Linked DNA regions of Mus musculus: region 2 is linked to region 1. The links are chromatin contacts, found by POLR2A ChIA-PET in ENCODE. All regions are on one chromosome and are shown on one strand. The core of a region is the stretch at or near the end of the contact, and the rest is flanking DNA. Distances in the headings are between cores, read along the strand shown.

What was found. ChIA-PET counts read pairs that join two places held with the same protein, here RNA polymerase II (POLR2A).
Region 2: POLR2A ChIA-PET joins it to region 1 with 32 read pairs in Patski. The contact joins the promoter of Cd24a here to the promoter of Mtres1 in region 1. POLR2A ChIA-PET finds 5 or more read pairs at or near these places in 2 of 5 experiments (Patski and embryonic stem cell).

The regions. Positions count from the first base shown.
Region 1 is chr10:43,535,546-43,542,514 of GRCm38, forward strand. It overlaps Mtres1 (mitochondrial transcription rescue factor 1), which reads right to left and starts at 5,473. Exons shown (of 4, transcript NM_026411.2): 1 at 5,395-5,473.
Region 2 is chr10:43,576,913-43,583,574 of GRCm38, forward strand. It overlaps Cd24a (CD24a antigen), which reads left to right and starts at 2,257. Exons shown (of 2, transcript NM_009846.2): 1 at 2,257-2,410; 2 at 5,692-6,662. The coding sequence starts at 2,342. The coding sequence ends at 5,853.

The sequences.
Region 1 (6,969 bases), core at 4,223-6,722:
CAAGAAACGATAGTCCAATGCATTCCCATTTAATAGAGACCCACCCAAAAGAGATTTTTAACTTTGTAGGCTTAGAATAAAGAAAGAAAATAGCATATGTCTACACTGGGAATGTAGCCCAGTTGTGGACTGTTTGCTTAGCATGTACACGGCCTATTTGGTCCTAGCAATGTAAAATAAAAGGAAATGGAAGCAGTGTATTTTCTGTGCTGGCACAGCAGGAGCTCGAAATGCTGCAGTTCATGTGAGATGGCACAGCAGTTAAGGATACTGTCACCAACCTGGCCTGACAGCCAAAGTTCAATCCCCAGAACCATGTGGTAGAAGGAGAGAGGTGACCCCTGCAAACTGTCCTCTGGCCTCTACACTCACACGTGTGCAAGCACTACATAAAGGAATGAATGTTAAAAGCCCCCACTCTACAGCATACAGCTCTTTCCTTTCAGGGATATCTGGATGTCTTTCTGTATCCATCATTGGCCGCATTTTTAAAGATTTGTTCACTTTGATTTTACTTGTGTGGGTGCTGTCTTCATGTGTATCTGTGCCCTGTGTACACATGTATATCTGTGGTCCATGTATATGAAGTGCCCATAGAGGCCACAAGTGATTGTTCCTGGAATTACTGTGGACCACCATGTAGGTACTGGGAATTGAACTGAATCCTCTGAAAGAGCAGCCAGTGTTCTTATTCATTGAGCCATCTCTCCAGCCCCACAGGCAGAGGGGTACTTACCTGTACTAGGAAACCTAGCTGAAGATAGCACCTTAAATCATGTTCGTGTGTGTGTGTGTGTGTGTGTGTGTGTCTGTGTGAGCTCACAAATGTTTCAAAGCCAATTGTTACCTTTATTAGTGACTCACTCCCTCTGCCTCATCTCCCAGCAGGCAGACATCCCAAACAATGGGAGTCTAGATAGAGATGTATAAAAGCGTAAGATGGAAGGAAGGCATCAGTCTGGTTTTTGCCAGAGATGGTGACCTTTGTAGATGCCAGCAGAGAACAGGCCCCAAGGGAGGACCAGGAGAAGCCAGAGCTGGTTGGGAGAGCCCTGAGTATGGAGTGAAGAATCTGAAAATGTGGCGGAGCAGATTGCGGAGCTCCTCTTAAATCAAAGCAGGGAATGCTGGGTCGTCCCACATCTGAAGCACAGAATGCTGCTGCTTGAGGTGTGTATGCATTTTCAGCACGTTGGGAATAAAGGCTCAGGAGTTCAAGATCTTTTTTGTTTTGCTTTGCTTTGTTTTGTTTTGTTCGTTTTTCAAGACAGGGTTTCTCTGTGTAGCTGGCTGTCCTGGAACTCACTTGTAGACCAGGCTGGCCTCGAACTCAGAAATCCGCCTGCCCCTGTCTCCCGAGTGCTGGGATTAAAGGCGTGCACAACCACGCCTGGCTAGGAGTTCAAGGTCAGTCTGAGATCCAAACATAAAACAGACAAACAAACAATCCAAAACAAACTAAAAAAAAAAAAAAAAAAAAAAAAGAAAGAAAAAAAAAAACCAACAACAACAAAAAACCCAACTGGGGCAGAAGGCAAAGTGCCAGTAATGTCAACTCTTAGGAGACAAGACAGGAGCACTGTTAGTCTGAGGCCAGGCCAATCTCCAATCTCACAGCAAGTTCCAGGCCAGGTAGGGAGACATATACAGGTGAGCCCATCTCACACGGTACACAGAACAAACTAGGGCCAGGGAGACAACCCAGTGCTAACTAATGGTGCTTGTTGTGCAAACAAGAACCCCCTCCCATTTAATAGGCTGAGCACAGCTGTGTATGCCTATGATCCACCCTTTGGGAAACACAGACATTGGGAGAGCTCGCTAACCAGCCAGCCACCCAGCCTAGCGATGATGGCAAGCTTCAGGTTCAGTGAGAGACCAGTCTTGAGGCAATGAGGTAGACAGTGATGGAGTGACAGAATTCCAATGACCTCACCTAGCTTCCATATCACATACACAAACATACTCACTCTCTTCACTCACACACACACACACACACACACACACACACACACACACAATTTCTTTTCCTTTTGTATGGCCTCCTGACGGTCCCAGATCTTCTGCCATCCTTATCATTTGTCCCTTTCCAGATTCTGGTAGCGCCAATATGTCTTTTGCCTTCGCACCCCCACGCCTCCCTTTTGAGGTAAGGTTTCATGTATTCTAGGCTGCTTTAAACTCACCATGCTAGCAAAGGCTACTTCCGAACTTTTGCTCCTCCCGCCTTGGCCTCTTGTACTGGGTTTACAGGTATGGATTACGATCCTTGTCCACCTGAGCAGAGTCAGTACAGAGGACCCGTGACTGCTGTTTGTAGTAAGGCCTGCTGCCAACCCTGTGCTGACTAGTGACTGTGAAACTGGACTTCAGCAGAGTTCCCCACATTCTCCAAACTTAAGTGACTCACTCTACTGAGACTGTGATCTGCTTCACACTGAGCACTTAGCTTTTCTCCTAGAAGCCTGCCCTAAGTTGCTGTGGAGGAATTCCACGCTTCCTGCATGATCCCAAGGCAGACTTGTAGATAACACCAGGCCTGGCTTCCTTCTTTTTGCCCATGTCTCTCCCTTTTCCTTACTTTGCATCATAAACCCACAATGTAATAAATCATAGCTGCGGGTATGGCTATATGCTGAGGCCCACAGACACAATGTCTAACTAAGTGTCTGACATGACCAAACCCAGAACCAAACACGTGATATCAGACCTGCTGAACCTGGAACCTTCTTCATTTTAGTTAATGTAACAGCATCTGCCTGGTGACTCAAAACAGAAGCTAGTGGCTTTCCTTTCTTTCTTTTCAAGGCAAGGTCTTGTTATATAGCCCTGTTGTCCTTCAGTTCACAGCCTCCCCGGGGCTCCCACACTTTGGGATTACAAGCACGTCACACCATGTCCCGCTTCTCATGACTTTCCACTGCCTTGCTTTGAGACAGGGTCTCAGGTAGCTCAAATTCTCTAGGCTGCCTTGAAACTCTTCTGCCTCCAAAGTGCTGGTGACTGGAGACTACAGGTGTCCACTCCTGGACAGTTTTCTTCTTCTTTTTTCGAGACAGGGTTTCTCTGTATAACCATGGCTGTCCTGGAACTCACTCTGAAGACCAGGCTGGCCTCGAACTCAGAAATCCGCCTGCCTCCCGAGTACTGGGATTAAAGGTGTGCACCACCACGCCCGGCTTCCTGGATTATTCATGTTAATTACTGTTGTTTGTATACATGGTGTATATAAGTCGTCTCTCTCTCATCTTGGCAACACATCTGGCTTTCTGGCATGGGTTTCAGGGAGTGAATACGACTTCAGGTTTGGCATGGTAAAAGTTCAGGCCAGCATGAACTACCAGGCAAGACTATAAAAGCAGCTCCCCCAAAGCATTCAAAAGAAAAAAACACTCCTGGGCCTGGTGGGGCAGGGTGATGTGACGGATCAATGGCTGCTTAGGCCAGAGTGTGGCCGAGGCCAGCCTGGTTAACTCAATGAGAGCCTGTTTCACAGAATTAAGAAAGGTGCTACTGTAAACCCGGTCCAAAAGTCCATGGCTGGGAAGATCCTGGGGAACCTGTTGTTGGTTTGCTACACAAATATGGTGTCAAAGTGCCTTCTACATATACACCCAGAAGTTAGCTTTAAAAAGCTTCTCTTTGCAGTGGGCATCAGTTAAAGTATAAACTGATTAAAGTACGGGGACTTACGTGCTCAGCCCTAAATGAGACAGCTACACCACACCCTCACACACAAAACCCAAACTAAACAAAACCTGAACAGTGACAACCGTGTCTGTCTTACTTGGTCAGCTTCAGCCCCTGCCGCACTGACACTAGTCTTCATGGTCCTTACACACAAGCAGCTATCCTTAAAGAGTGTTTTCCATGGCTACAACTGATTTAGAGCTGGGGTGATTATAAAGGATAGAGATTTTTTTTTACTCATGCCTCTAGAGTCTGGGAAATTCAAGTCAACTGCCTCTAACCCTCTTCTCCCCTTAAACAAACTCCCCTTCCCTTCTGCCCTTTAGAAGCTGCCATTTGGTGAAAGGACTTCTTGCTGCATCACAAGGTGGAAGATAAGGATGGTGTAAGCATGCCAGAGAGAGCTTGTTTTCATAACAAAGCCACGTACTCCCTTAATACCCACTAATACCGACTGTCCATTCTTCAGAAAGAACCTTCATGGCCCTGCTCTTCCTAAAGGTACTGCACCAAATTCCTAACACATGAAACTAGGGGGACACATTCTGGACAAACTAGGGACCTTTGTTCCAGACAGGCCTAGAACACTCTCACTTAGGTATCTGCAAGGAAACTCACCTTCAAGTCTAGACTCAAACACATCCCCTCAGCGGGGCCTACCCATTCCATTCCAACTATTCCAACGCAACTCCACCTTGCCAATCGGTCCCCTTTACCACACTTACCCCACCCCCAGAGCTAATCACAGGCTGCTGTGTAATTTACCAGATGCTGTCTGCATGTGCATACACTCCACAAGACTAGACTTCTTCTTCATCCCTGTTTTATTTATCTCACGTGCACAGAAATAGTGCCTGGTAATTAAAAACTTGCAGAAGCTAGGAACGCTGTTGCAAGCCTATAATTCAAGCATCTGGGAAAGAGGCAGGAGCTCACGTGTTCAAGGACATCGTTCACTATAAAAGTAAGAAGCCAGTCACAACGAGGCCGCCTTAAAAAAGTCTTATAGACCTAAGTCTGGAGGTCACCCAGACGGCACGAGAGATACAGAGAGTTTTAGTAGGAAAGTAACCCGGCAGGAGTCCATATGAAAAAATCTCCTTGACGGCAGTTTGCATTAGAGATGACTAGGAAAGAAAGCCCGTAAGGTTCGTTTCGGGTGAGATTTCTATAAAGCTATAGACTCTATAACGAAGGCTAAGACTGGCAGAAGAGCAGTGTTTAGGATACACAGGCAAAGCTGTCCTTGACCTGCACTACGCTGGGAGTGGATCCACGTTCCTTAGCGTGTCACCGCTCTGTAAGACCCGGGCCTGGCCTCCAGTTGGTTGGGTCTACAGCTACGAAACCCTTCCCTTCTGCGGACGTCGGAAGCGGACTTCTACACAAGATCGAGTTCCCCTGGAGCCCTCCCATCCCGAACCTTCCCCAGGTCCCCCAAGGTCAAAGGAAACTGGACACTCCCACGCCGCCCAGCCCCGAGTCAGTGTGTCTGCAGCTTGCTGCACCCAAGTCCGGGGACGCACAGCCTGGGCCAGCTTAATTCCCACGGTCCCGGGGTTCGAGAGGCGTCCCTAGGCAACCCCAACTCTGCGGAACGGGAAGGGTTCGCAGACACGGCCGGAGCGCCGCAGGGCAGAAGCCAGCCGAGGGCGAAGCGCCCGGCGAGGGGCTGAGCCGGCGGGCCAGTAGGGGCGCACTCACCTGCGCAGTCCGCTGGTCCCTCCCCGGACCGCGCCGACCGCAGGCGGGAGCCACCTCCGCACCTGCCCCGCCTCTTCCGCCCCAGCCTACGCAGAGAGTGGACCCCTAGGCGCATCTGAGCACGGTGGTGGCCTCACAGCGTCCCCTGCTGGACGCGGCGCCTTGGAGGACCACGCTGTTGAGGTCGGGGTGTGGGGAAGTGAGGTGGGGGGGGGGGGGGGGGGGAGAGGGGACGTGGGAGGCCCATCCCAGGCCCGCTGAGCTTGGCAGCCAGTTCCAGAAGAATTTGGTTTGGAAGCAAAAGTTCTTTCTCTCGAATAGCCAAAGCCCTGAACTTCTTAGTGAGTTATAGATGTTGTCTCCAGAAAACTGTCTTAACATCACAGAATATAAGAGTTTACTTCTAACCCGTCCGTGTGTAGGTGTATCGCTGTAATCCCAACACTGGAGAGACCGAGGTAGGAAGAATGGGGGTTCAAGGTTTTCCTTGGGTACATGACTAGGAAGTTCGAGGCCAGGCTGAGCTACAAAGAAATAAATATAAATGGGAATAAATAAAATACCTCACATTGGGTGTGATCCTATCATTGGGGGAGTGGAGGCAGAAAGATCAAGTAAGTCACTTGACCTGTCTTTGGCTACATAACAAGCTTGAGACCAGCTTGGGTTACATGAAACCCTGTCTCAATATATCAACCCCTGACCCCCCACCCCCCAAAAAAAACTAAGTCACACCGTTTTCGTTCAGTTTTCTTGCCATGCCAGAAGTGATTGGACAGGGGTTAGAGTCTAGGAAAACACGGTTTAGTGGAACCAGTGAAAACAAACCTTGGGAGTCAGATGGAATATAGCCCAGACACTAGAGTACAGTCAGTTTCACAAAAGTTGTTTTTTTGTTTTGTTTTGTTTTGTTTGTTTGTTTTTAAAACGTAAATACTTTTACGTGTATGAGTGTCTTTGCCTGCATGTACCATGTGCCTCTATGCTGAAGGAGGCCAGAAGAGGGCATTGCATCTCCTGGGACTGGAGTTACAGATGGTTGCTAACCACCATGCAGATGCTGGGAATGGAATCTGGCTCATCTGGAAGAGCAGCCAGTGCCCTTCCCTCTGGAGCCCAGGTTTAGATATGTTTGCGTTAACGTTTGTTGGGATATATGCTGTATTAAACGAGAAGTAGCCTTCCTGATTTTCTTCTTTTTCAGACGTTTCCCTTCCAAGTCTGTGAGCTCTGTTCCCCGCCTTTTCATTGATGCTCCTTTCTCCTAAGTTGGCACAATAGTTTCTTGATTGTGTTTGTATAAGAGGAATGCACAACTACAAATTGTTTCAAATGCTGAAATGATACATCTACACGGTTGACATTGTGAGATCAGGAGGGATACACAGTTGCATTTACTTGTAGGTCAACACCTGCCATCATGTTTGACCTAGGGAACTCAGGTCTTTTAGTCTTGGCAGCGAAAGCCTTTATCCTTTGAGCCAGTTCACCACCCCTTGGGAAAAAATTTTTTAAAAAAATTAAAAAGATTGCAGGGTATGGTAGCCCATGTCTTTAGTTTTAGCATTTGTGAGG
Region 2 (6,662 bases), core at 1,007-3,506, 38 kb after region 1:
GGGGCTCTTACACTTGAGGCTTCAGGGGTCATAGGTCAGGACACCCCCTTCTGGGCACAGAATGGCCAACATCCTGCAAACACAGAATCGGTCCGTTCCCCGGGAGATTCTGCACAGGTGGAGAACGGAACAAAACACCACATAGGAGCGAGCCTGCGGCTCAGCTCGCTGTTTCTTTCAAATCACACAGAGAGGTAAACGGGGAAGGTAACTGCTTTCTGTTTCCTGTTCCCTCCAGCCAAGGAGCAAATGCCAAGGGAGAGAGCTAAGAGCTAGGCACTGGAGCGCGCAACAGACACAGCAGTCTTTTGTGTTTGCTTTTGAGATAGGGCCTTGCTTCGTAACCTTGGATAGCCTGGAACTTGCTCATGTAGACCAGGCTGGCCTGGAACTTGCAGTGAGTGATCTTCCCGCCTGTGCCTTCTTAGAGCTTGGTTTCCAGGCATGCACTATCACAGCTGGTGTACATTAATTGCTTAATAACACATCGGTTACAGTGTCACCATCACCTGCGTTTTACAGAAGAAGCAGCCCCAGCTTTTTGTCCAAAGTAAAAAAGAAAAAAAAAAAAAAAAAAAAAAAAAAAGAATGTCTCATAGCATTTGGGCCGATACCTGGCTCCAGAGGCTGTGTTGTTAACTACGGCACCAACACATTTCCTTAAACTAATACCGAGAGGGAGGGGAGAGAGATCAAGTTGGAGGAAGGAGGGGCAAGAATGGAGAACTGAGGGGCAGAAAAAACAAGCCTAGGGCACAAAACAAAACAAAACCCCCAAACCAAATGGAAGCCAGGAATAACTCCAGGAGTAGCCCCATAGCCTGTTGTCCTGAAGAAACTCTGAAGACGGCGCCCTTGGGGTTAGGCGCTATTGAGTCAGTCCTTGCGCCACCCTGGGAGAGGAGCGCCGCCGTTGCTGGGCACAGAACGACCTTTCTATACAGTGTGCTAACTGTTAAACAGAAAGTTCACTGGCGCTATACAAAAATTCCTGTGCGCCCAAGCACACCTCACACGTGGAAAGTTACTGAGCGGTTGTGGCTGACTTGGTAAGGCTCAGGCAGCCACAAACCAACGACTGTGGAGTCCATTGTCAGCTTGCTGCCATAAAACTTTGTTTTTACGAGGCTGTTCTGCAAAAATTGAAATTTAAACAAATTTCCACCGTTGCTAGGTTTGCTTTGTTTTGCTTTAAGGTCTGTAAAACACGTGGGCTAAACTTTAAATAGGAAGGTCCTAAACCCTGTGATTAAAGATTAGAAAATATTCTACCACTAAGTTGTTTTAAAGTTTGCTTTGAAGTTTTCACAAAAGAAGGTCGAAAGAAAGATTCCACTAAAATGTACAGACGGATGACTAATCTTTCTGAATCGGTTTGTCAAATTACTTAAAGGCAACTATGGGTGGAAATGGCTTGAATAAGAAAGCGTTCGAACGCTGAGCAAGTACTGTGCCACAGAGGCAGAACAAGCACGTCCCCAGAAACGTGGAGAATACTGGGACCGAAACCCAGTCCCTCGCAATGTCCCGCCCCGTGGCCGAGCGCAGCTGGCTGTTGCCTAGGTCCGGTTGGATGCTCCCGGGTATGGCCGGGTGCGCGATGCTTGATGCAGCACTAGAGGAACTCAAAACACAAAGCAAGCAGCCAGGGGCGGCCGCCCAGCCGAGCATACTCACGGCTGGGGCCCGGGATCCTGGCGATCCCTGCCGTGCAGCCGCCAAGGGACAGTGCGTGGCGACGCCCGGTCTCCTCCTCGCCAACCCCGCGCACCACGGCCCGGGGACCTGCCAAGCCTGTCCCGTTCCCCCTTGCAGCCGGCACTTGACAAAAACCAGCCCTGAGCTCCGCGCAGTCTGCGCGGCGCCCGCGGCTTCGACTTTTCGTGTTGGGGGGTAAGATGGCAGGGCCGGGGAAACAAAGGAAACTTGGGCCGGCCGGCGTGTGTGGTTCGTGTGCTCGCCCCAGGTCCCGTGTGGGAGTCGCCTGCGCCTGTGCATGCAGCCTGCCCGGGGAAACCCTAGCTGTGCCAGAGCCCGGGGCGCCCGCCCACCTGCCGCGCTGGCCGCCCCGGGACATCCCAAGTCACCCCGGGCCGGTGCAGGCGGCGGGGGAGGGGCCGTGAGAGCCGCACAGGAGGGTGGGGGTGGGGGCGGGGAGGCGGCGGGGGAGGAGGAGAGCACGGGTGGGCGGGCGCCGCACGTCACGGCTATTGTGGCTGTCCCGGTATATAAGGTCCCGCCGGCCGGCCGCGCTCCCCACCTTGCCTGCGCCCGCGCGAGCTTAGCAGATCTCCACTTACCGAACATCTAGAGAGTCGCGCCGCGCGCCGACGGAGCGGACATGGGCAGAGCGATGGTGGCCAGGCTAGGGCTGGGGTTGCTGCTTCTGGCACTGCTCCTACCCACGCAGGTGAGACCCTGTTCTCGATTGGGCACTGGAGACGCGTCCTGGGGCTTGTGTGTGTGTGTTCGCGCGCGCGTAGGAGGGGCAAAGTCTTTGCCTCCGGCCAGGCACTGGGGTAGGGGGAGAATTTTGTGTAACTGACTTGGGGAACTCGTGGTGTGGATTCCCTCGAGAGAGCGCCCCCTTCCCTTCTCACGGAAGGTCTTCGCGCTCCCTGCGAACCACACAAAGAGAGGGAACGGTCCCCTTCGGGGGAGCGTGGCACACGCCCATCCTCCACCGTCCAAACTGGTTTGGAGATCACCCAGGAAGCCCTGGTTGTGGCTTTATCTCCCACAGGTCTTGAAGCTTAGTTAGGGACCTCCCGACTGCACAAACTCTCGCGGTGCGACCCCACACCTCCATCCCTGGCCACCTTAGGAGCCCCATCCCAACCTAGAATCCCCGGGCATTATAGAGACGGAGGGCAGGACTGTAGTGTCCCGATTCTCCGTCAGGCTTTGTCCTAGTCCACAGACGCTTCCTCTCTTAGATTTGTCCCGGGTACAGATCTTGCCCCCCAACGCCATGGGTGGCGCTGCTCTAGCTGCGTTAGGGTGAAGGCGCCGCGCCCAGAATGAGACCTGGAGCTGAGCCTGAGAGACTGGGACGGGACTCAGAGAATCCGACTGTAGCTTTTCACTGCGGTTGGTTCGCTTAGGGATGTCCCTAGGGCTTTTTGCCCCTGAAAAGTTGGGAGCGCCGGATTTTTGGTCCCTAGAGATCCAGGGTCCGGGCTCACCTGGGAGAGCAGCCCAAGAGCTTGAGGCGCGCTTCGTCTTCCCCTTCTCAGGCAGGGTAACTATACCCCATTGTCTTCTCGCTGCGGGTTGACTGTGCCCCGGGGCCTTTCTCAGTTCACCCGATCCCCCATCTAGGAGGGGCTGGGCATCGTGAAACTGGTTGGTCTCACTCAGATTCCCTTCTCCCCAGGGCGCCCCCCCCCCCCGAAATGTTGAGAGGGAGGTGTTGGTTAAACAAATCAAGGGAGATTGGTGGAGAAAAACTGTTTAATGCCAATTTAATAATTAACGTAAAATTTTGTTGATGGTGTTAGAGAGGACCTCTAGACTCAGACTGAACATTGGGCTCCTTTTTCATCATCATTATTATTATTATTTAGTTTTTTTGTCACCTGCTGTACTAAAAGCTCTTTGTATAAATGAAGAGCGGTTACTTTCCGGTACCCCTAAGACAGGCTCCCTGTTTTAAACAACTTAGCATATTAATGTTTTCCTTTTTGTGTGAATGCCACTTCCCGATAGGACAAGCTCTCTTACACACAGTAGGCACCCAGTAAGTATAATTGACTGGATCAGGTGTGGCTAATCTACTTTGGACACAATTTGCACATTTCTTCAGTCAATATTTGGTTAATGACCTTACGCCTGTAGAACAAAAGGTGCTGATGTGGGAGGGCTTATCAAGGGGCCGCCGAAAGTACGTGTGGCTAGATTCTTTGCTGGGTGCCACGTCGCCCTCTCTCTTGCTTGTAATCGGAAGCTCTAGCAAGCCCTGGCAAACCCTCCTTTCAGTGAGGGCTAAAAACTCGGATCAGCCTTTGTTCCATGACAAAGGAGAGTATCACGTGCCTCGCCGGACTGTGCATTTCACGGCTTGCAAAAGCAGCGGTGAATGTGCCACTAGGTTGCTGGGACACAGGGAAAGCCTTGGTTTCGGTCACAGCGTCTAGTCAGTCACCAGGCAATGAGCTGGTGAAATTTAACTCCAAACCCCGCCTTATGTGAAAGGGAGGATGTTTTAACTGAAATCCTTCTGCCGCAGAGCAAGGAGTCTCCGATATTTATTTGAAATGCAGATTAAATTAATCACTGTTGCTGCTAACCTCTGGCGCTGGCAGTGAAGCCTGGCCCCTGAGCGACATCCCTAGGGTGGCCAGCTCCCAGTTTTCAATTTGAGACATTTTTTTTTTCAGGTTTTGGGAAGGGTTATAATTTCAAGATTTCAAATGAGCAGATAGGATACCCAATGTCCTTTTCAGTTTTAAATGTTAAGATACTTCCTTAAAGCAGGCTGTGTGAAGCCAGAGACTCAGCATATCAGGCCAGGCTGTGTGGTCCAGCAAACTCTTAGATCTCAGTCACCACGCAAGTCACCATGCAGACACACGGCCCCTACGCCTCCCTCCCCCTGTTTTGATTGGTTTTGAGATAAGCCCCACTATGAACTGCTGACTGGGCTGGGTTTTTGTTGTTGTTGTTGACTAGAATTTAGAGAGACCTGCCTGCCTCTGCTTCCTCCTGAGTGCCAAGATTAAAGGTGTATGCCACAATTCTTGGCCACACCCAAATTTTCTTCTCTCTCTCTCTCTCTCTCTCTCTCTCTCTCTCTCTCTCTCTCTCTCTCTCTTTCCAGGAATCAAATCTCATAATAGATGGTTGTAAGCCACCACCATATGGTTTCTGGGATTTGAACTCAGAACCTCTGGAAGAGCAGCCAATGCTCTTAACCTCTGAGCCATCTCTCCAGCCCAGGTTTTATTTTCTTGAGACAGAGTCTAGGCATAAAACCCAGGCTGGCCTTAAGGCCTAGATCTCTCGGGTTTCATTCTCTGGTGCTAGGGTTACAGATCAGAACCACTGACCTGGCTCGATTACAGTTTCAAAAATTTTAAGCAACTTTAAAATATCCCCTTGTCTAGGGAAATAGGAAACCTAGCCTGCAATGTTAGCCAATCCATATAGTATCTGAAACCGGATTAACCAGCTACTTTATTACACTGTGCAGAACTAGACACATTTATGCTCTTGGCAGTCTGGAGAACTCTGTTTTTGAGACCGACGGTCTCATGTAGCCAAGGCGGGACTGGAACTCTTGACTCTTCGCCTCTGCTTTCCAAGTGCTGAGATGGTGAATCACCACATTGGGCTTTAAGAACTTTTGTTGTTACTATTTGCATTCTTTAGGTATCCATGGCGGTGGTTTTTAAAACTAAAGAGAATTATTTTGGTGAGATTTCAAGCGAGAATGATTTCAGGAATTCAGAATTTGAAATGCGGCTAAGAGAACAATGTGGGGAAAAAAGAGTCTTAGGGCGGATCAGGGACTGGAGAGTGTAATTCAGTGGTGGAGCGTGAATACTTAGTGTCCCTAAGACCCTGTGTTTGGCTTCTACCTGCAGCTACAGAGACTATTATCTGCTTGAGTGTTATTACAGAGTGCAAATGGAGATAGCTGTGGATGGTTCTGAAATTTATCTGTGATTTCTTTTTCCTTATTTATTTTAGATTTACTGCAACCAAACATCTGTTGCACCGTTTCCCGGTAACCAGAATATTTCTGCTTCCCCAAATCCAAGTAACGCTACCACCAGAGGGGGTGGCAGCTCCCTGCAGTCCACAGCTGGTCTCCTGGCTCTCTCTCTCTCTCTTCTACATCTCTACTGTTAGAGACTCAGGCCAGGAAACGTCTCTACTTCCCCATCTTCTACACCTACCCCAAATGGCAACCACAAGTCCAATGTGATCAGGAAGAAACAGGTCCACCTCGAATTGGCTGTTACCATATCTCAACAGAAAACACGGAGAATTCGAAATTCGACGGGATTAAAGGACGCGTGAAAGGTTTGAGAGAAGAGAGATGCCGCTATTGAATCTGCTGGAGTTTTACATCCCAAGATGAAGACAGCATTCAGAATTGATGTGATTTCCTTGAATGTGGCTTAGGAAATGTGGACACTTAAAACTCTCACTTGAAATTGGGCACAGGTTTGATGTAGAGATAAGGACGGGGTGCGGAATGGAGACCCATTTTGTCATTGATTCATCTGACCGATAAGGCCATAGTGCAGTTAGGTGATATTCGAAAGCTTCTTTGATGCTCTTTATGTATATGTTGGAAGGAACTACCAGGCGTTGCTTTAAATTCCCAATGTGTTGTTTCGTTACTACTAATTTAATACCGTAAGCTCTAGGTAAAGTTCCATGTTGTTGAACTCTGACTGTTCTCTTTGGAATTGAACGTTTTGCATCCTCCTCCTGTGGCTTTAGGTCTGACATTGTATTTGACCTTTACTAGTAATTAACATGTGCCAGGCAATGGTGGATTGGAACCCATCCCCAAGTCCAGCCACCACTGAATAAATCTGATTTCAAAAGTCAAACAGTAGACATTTCCCATTGTCGTTTCTCACTCACCACAAGCACCAAATTCACTAGAGTACACTGGTTCCAGAGAGCAGAATCATGTTGGCCTTGGC